2 separate regions of the Homo sapiens genome follow, and region 1 is linked to region 2. A link is an interaction called in ENCODE POLR2A ChIA-PET data of the cell type or tissue named here. Cell type or tissue: PC-9. All regions are shown on one strand. Links, peaks and the distances in the headings refer to the core of each region. The heading gives the core; the rest is flanking DNA.

Region 1 (2,912 bases), core at 255-2,754, 63 kb before region 2:
TGCCACTTTTATTCAACATTGTACTAGATGTCCTAGATAGTACAATACAACAAACAAGCAAATAAATAAATATGTAAATAAATGGCAGATTGGAAAGGATTAAGTGAAACTGTGTTTGTAGAGAACATGGTATCTACATAGAAAAGTATACTACAAAGCTAATAGAAATATGTGAATTTAGCAAGGTTGTAAGATATACAGCCAATATGCAAAAGTCTATTGTATTTCTACTTAACAGTAATTTTAAAATTTAACATTGAAATTAAAAATCGGCTGGGCACGGTGGCTCACGCCTGTAATCCAGCACTTTCGGAGGCTGAGGTGGTGAATTACGAGGTCAGGAGATCAAGACCATCCGGCTGAAACCGGATGTTGAAAACCCGTCTCTATTAAAAATATTTAAAAAAATTAGCCAGGTGTGGTGGCAGGCACCTGTAGTCCCAGCTACTTGGGAGGCTGAGGCAGGAGAATGGCATGAACCCGGGAAGTGGAGCTTGCAGTGAGCCAAGATTGAGCCACTGCATTCCAGCCTGGGGGCCAGAGCAAGACTGTGTCTCAAAAAAAAAAAAAAAAAGAAGAAGAAATTAAAAACCAATACCACTTACAATAGCATTAAAAACATGAAAAGTTAAGGGACAAATATCATGAAATAGGATTTGTACATTGAAAATGGAAAATCATTACCAAGAGAAATAAAAAAAATCTAAATAAAAGGAGAGATATACAATGTTCATGATGAGAAGACTCACTACTTTAACAAAATATTAACAATTCTGAAGAATTATGTTAGTACTTTCCTAATTGATATTGCAATTTCAATCAAAATCCTGGCAGGCTTTTTTTTTTTTTTTTTTTTGGTAGATATTGACAAGCTGTTTCTAAATTATATATGGAAGTGCAAAGGACCTAGAATAGCCAAAACAATTCTGAAAAAGAAGGAAGAAGTTGGAGAACTCACATTACTTTATTTCAAGACTTACTATAAAGCTACTATACGCAAGACAGCATGGTGATAGCGTAAGCTTAGACCTATGGATCAGTGGAACAGAAATGATTCCAGAAATAGACCAATATCCATTTGGTCAGTTGATTTTTGACAAAGGAACCAAGGTAATTTCAATGGAGAAAGAATAGTCTTCTCAACAAATGGTGAAGAAACAATTAGACATCCATATCCAAAAAAAAGAACCTCAACCCTTACCTCCCACACCATGAAGAACTTCAAATGGATCATAGACTTAAATAGAATATAAACCTTCAAAGAGATAATAAAGGAAAATATCTTTGTGATCTTGATAAAGATTATTTAAACAGGATGCAAATAACATAAACCATAAAAGTCAAAAATTGAAAAATTAGCCTTCAAAATTAAAAACTTTTCCTTTATGAAAGTCACTGTTGGGAAAATAAAAAGACAAACCAAAGACTGGGAGAAAATGTCTGATAAGTAACTGGTCTCCACAATTTTAAAATAACTCATAACTCAATCGTTAGAAGACAAACTAACCAACAATAAAATAGTCAAGTACTTTGAAGAGGCACTTCTTCAAAGACATATGGACGGCAAATAAGTGCATTAAAAAAATTCAACATCATTATTCATTAGGTAAATGCAAAATAAAGCCACAATGACCAAGTGCTACACACTTATAGAATGGCTAACATTTTTAATACTAACAATACAAAGTGCTGGTGAGGATGTAGAGCAGCTAGAATATATATTGCTGTCAGGGATGCAAAACTGTACAACCATACTGGGAAATAGTTTGACAGGTTTTTTATTTCGTTAATAGATGAACCTTGAAAACATTACGCTAAGTGGAAGAAGCCAGTCACAAAAGATATATTATCTGATTCCATTTTCTGAAATTTCCAGAATGGGTAAATCCAGAGAGATAGACAGTTGATTAGTGGTTGCTTGATGCTCGGTGGGGGAAGGGATGATTTCTCTTTTGGTGACGAAAACATCTTAAAATTGACTGTGGCGATGGTTGCACATATCTGTGACTATACAACAAACAAACACTGAATTGTACTTTTTAAATGGATGAAGTGGATTGTGCGCTAATTATATCTCAATAAAGCTGTTTTTTTTAAATAAAAATATTGAGCTAGGTGAATCTTCACATTTCTCCCGCTCTCCATTTCCTATCTCCATAGTTTTTCTTTTTTCCAACAAGTATTTCTTGGCTGCTCCCAAGCTATTCATGTTTCCAGTTCTCTCTCTTCCTTTTCCCCCCTCAAATGTTCCTGCATCAGCCCATAACCTGAATGGCCAAAGAAAGGATTCTCCTGGGGAGTGGTGGGTGCAAAAGAAGCTACAAGGCAAACACAGAATTCTCGTTCTCCATGGGGCAGGCCTTGGGCCCCAGGACCAGGATTAGGTAAGGCGAGTGAGGTATCCAGGACCCAAAATAAAAAGAGGTACTCACCCAGGGCATGTAAGTGAAGGTCGGCTCCTGAGAATGGATGCATCCTTACATCTTTTTTTTTTTTTTTTTGTAGTAAAACACACATAACAGAAAATTTACCAGTTCAATCATTTTTTTTGTTTTGTTGTTGTTTTTGTTTTTTGTTGTTGATGTTGTTGTTGTTGCTGTTGTTGTTTGAGACGGGTCTCGCTCTGTCGCCAGGCTGGAGTGCAATGGCGCGATCTCAGCTCACTGCAACCTCCGCCTCCAGGGTTCAAGCGATCCTCCTGCCTCAGCCTCCCGAGTAACTGGGACTCGAGTGCTCCATCATGCCCAGCTAATTTTTTGTATTTTGGATAGAGATGGGGTTTCACCATGTTGACCAGGATGATCTCAATCTCTTGACCTTGTGATCTCCCACCTTGGTCTCCCAAAGTGCTCGGATTACAGGCGTGAGCCACCGCGCTGGGCTGGTTCAATCATTTTAAAGTGTACAATCAG
Region 2 (2,912 bases), core at 244-2,743:
AAATGAGATGGGCTAATAGAGGTGAAGAGCGTAGGGCAGGGCCCAGCATGATCAGGGCCCTGCAATTATTAGCTCTTATTCCCGGTCCCCCTTGCACTGCTCCTGGAGCCCTGCCCATGTGAGGCCACAGGTGAGCTCCTGAGAGTGTGCAGACCATGGCATCTGGCTGCAGCTGTTGGAGAATGCGGTCAGCGCCACGTGGGGAGGGCAGGAATGACATTCCCAAGCACCCGCTAGGCTCCTCCCCAGTGGGATTTGCCCAAGGTCTCAGCTGGTGAGTGACAGGGTCTAGATTCCACTGCCACAGTTTCCAGTACATGGGAGGCCCCAGGGCAGGTGGGCGGGTAAGCCGATGTGTGCATGGGTCTCGCAGGGGTGACCTGTGGGCCAAGGCTGGTGCCTTCTGAGATAAAGATGGAACCTTCTCACTGAAGACAGTTCTCCACTCTTTCCCTGGAGGTCTCCCTAAGGGCAGAGGACAGTGAGCATGTCACCCTGAGGGGTCTAGGGGTGCAGCTGGAAGCAGCTGCAGAGCCTGCAGGAGGCTCAGTTTTATCTTCAAATTCATGCGCATTTTACATTCTGCTCTCTCTCATATTCCCCCTAACAAAGATGCCTGGGGAAGGTGCTCGTGTTTATCTGTTTATCCTGGGGCTCTTTATACCCTGGGTCTTCCCCTGTGTCACCTTGGGATGTCACCTGCGCTCCAGTGCAAGAACTCGGCACAAATGGTGGAGACACCGAGGGTGCCATTTTCCCATCTGCATTTGAGGGCTTGGCAGGGAGAGCACTGAGCGCTGGGAGACCCAGGTGGGGAGATGAGGCCTGTGCTGAGGCAGAGGCAGGGGTGGGGAGGGAAGAGGCAGGTGCACCCATAATGCCCCTCCGTGTGACACTGATCTGACAGTGCTCTGTGTGCACAGACTAAAAAGACAACAAGAGACCTACTGACTGATCTGTCCACACTAGGATGAACCACATCAAATGGCCAAGTCTGTGGGTCAAAGTTGGTTGAGTTTCTGCAGCTTCCCAAGCAGGAGACTGCATGAGCCAGGCTTGGCAGGACTTGCAGCCAGCGAGGGCCCCCCTGACCCTGAGTTGGGCGTGTTCTGCAGTCCATACCATCCACTTCCCTGCAGTCTCACATCCTGTCATCTATTTTGAGAGAGCAGGTTTACCCCAGAACAGTCTGTGGAAGGTGTGGGGCAGGGAGGAGAGCTGGGCCGCCCTGAGGACACAGAGGGAGAAGGGTGCTGGGAGCCAGCCTGCAAGTTCTGGGGAGCCTCAGGGTGCCTTTGAGGGCACAACTTGGGAGGCCAAGCTCAGCGGGTGAGTTAGGGTTTGGTGGACATCCTTTGACATGTCAAAGGGTGTCACAGATATCCCTGGAGCCTGAGAGGTCTGGTCGGCCCACCACTGTGGCTGGAAACAGACTACAGTGGGGAGGAAGGAAGAGTGACTTGCACCCTGAGACACAGTGGCCGGACCTCTAGGAGCTGGCTGTGACAGCCCGGAGGGTGTTGATGCCTTTCCCACCTCCTGGAACACCCCCGTGTTAATGGGGGCGTGGGTCTACCTGGGAGGGAGTGGCAGGGCTGCTGGCCCAGCAGACCGGGGGAAGACTCTTGGTTTGGAATTTGACTGGGGCATAGGTGACCAGGTGAGACAGCAGGAGGCGGGGTCTGTCTGGAGAGAGATGACGTCTTTGGCTGGGTCCTCCAGAAGCCAAACTTGAGATGGGGATATGTAGGCATGGGATTTATGAAGTGCCCCTGGGAGAACCACTCAGGGAGGAGGGAGGGCAAGGCCAGGAATGGGCAGGAGACGGACCAGAGGTTCCTTCTCAGACAAAACCCGCTGACCGCGCCGGGGGCTCTAGGATACGAGTCACATCTTGGAGGGCCCCGACCTGAGACGGGACTGGCTTTCATTCTCGCCCCCTCAGCTGTTGAATAAGGGCCACCGCAGGGGAGGGGGCTCCATTCCTCAGGACTTCTGGCTCTCCAGGGGTACAGCTGAGCTGCTCCAGGAGCCTAGGCCAGGCCTCAAGGGGTTCTGCCTAGGATGTGGTCACATGAGAGGTGCCCCTCGGGACATCCAGGGCTTGTCTGGGAGAAGGAGCAGCAGCCAGAAACAGGGGCCCCATCACATGTGTGATCTAGTCCCTTCCATGCACACCATGTGGGAGCCCTGGCACACAGGAGGTGCTGCAGAAATGCTTGTGGGGTGAGCGCAGGTCTCTCCTTCTGGGGAGGAGGAGGGCTTTTCCCCTGGCATCAGGAAGCATCCCGGTGGCTGGGTCACACAGGTTCTATGCACATAACCTCAGACCCTGCCCCAGAAGCACTTGTCTGATGGGGGAGGCCAGAGGCTAAAATATTGGGGGAGATGCCCAGATGGCCTTGAGCTCAGGACTGGGCACACAGTGGGTGCTTAACCAGGGGCCTGTGGCTGCTGTGACTACCTATGACCAGCATCTCTGACTCTCCCAGGGCAGCCCAAGCCCTGGAGGCTGAGGGGGGCTGTTCCTTTGCACAGAGGTCTAAGTAGGACGGCAAACAGGACCTCTTGGCCCTGGCCTTCCCTGTGTCACACGTGTGGTGCGCCAGGGCCCAGCCAGGACAAGGACGTAGGTTCCTTCCCACAGCAGCTGTCTGCAGCCTGACCCAGGCCTTTCTCTTCTGAGCACCCAGGCTGCCAGCATGGGTATAGGTGGGGGTGACAATGGGGGATAGGGGTACAGAACTGCTCCCCAAGAAGCAGGGGCAGTGCTGTGGAAAGAACAAGTCTTTGGACTCCAGCAAATGTGGGGTTGAATCCGGTGTCTTCCTTCCTGGCCTTGGGGGCTGCTGATGGACGTTTCCCTGCCTGGAGCCTCTTCCAGTGGGGATAATCCTAGTGACTTAGGACAG

The links. ChIA-PET counts read pairs that join two places held together with the same protein. Peaks named below come from ENCODE experiments on the same cell type or tissue, not always from the same donor. Only the 100,000 strongest peaks of a DNase experiment are listed, where the experiment ranks them.
Region 1: POLR2A ChIA-PET joins it to region 2 with 27 read pairs; 4 of 35 experiments call an interaction of 5 or more read pairs at or near these places.

The regions. Positions count from the first base shown.
Region 1 is chr9:124,235,615-124,238,526 of GRCh38, forward strand. No RefSeq gene overlaps it. Among named protein-coding and RNA genes, the nearest start is that of NEK6, 21 kb to the right of the region's middle. In PC-9, for the core only: no CTCF peak of the experiment used is centred there; no DNase peak of the experiment used is centred there.
Region 2 is chr9:124,298,829-124,301,740 of GRCh38, forward strand. The region is part of intron 1 of NEK6 (NIMA related kinase 6); the gene reads left to right. Among named protein-coding and RNA genes, the nearest start is that of NEK6, 42 kb to the left of the region's middle. RefSeq lists an enhancer at 298-1,203. In PC-9, for the core only: no CTCF peak of the experiment used is centred there; DNase peaks (open chromatin) are centred at 1,103 and 1,633; H3K27ac peaks cover 570 bases.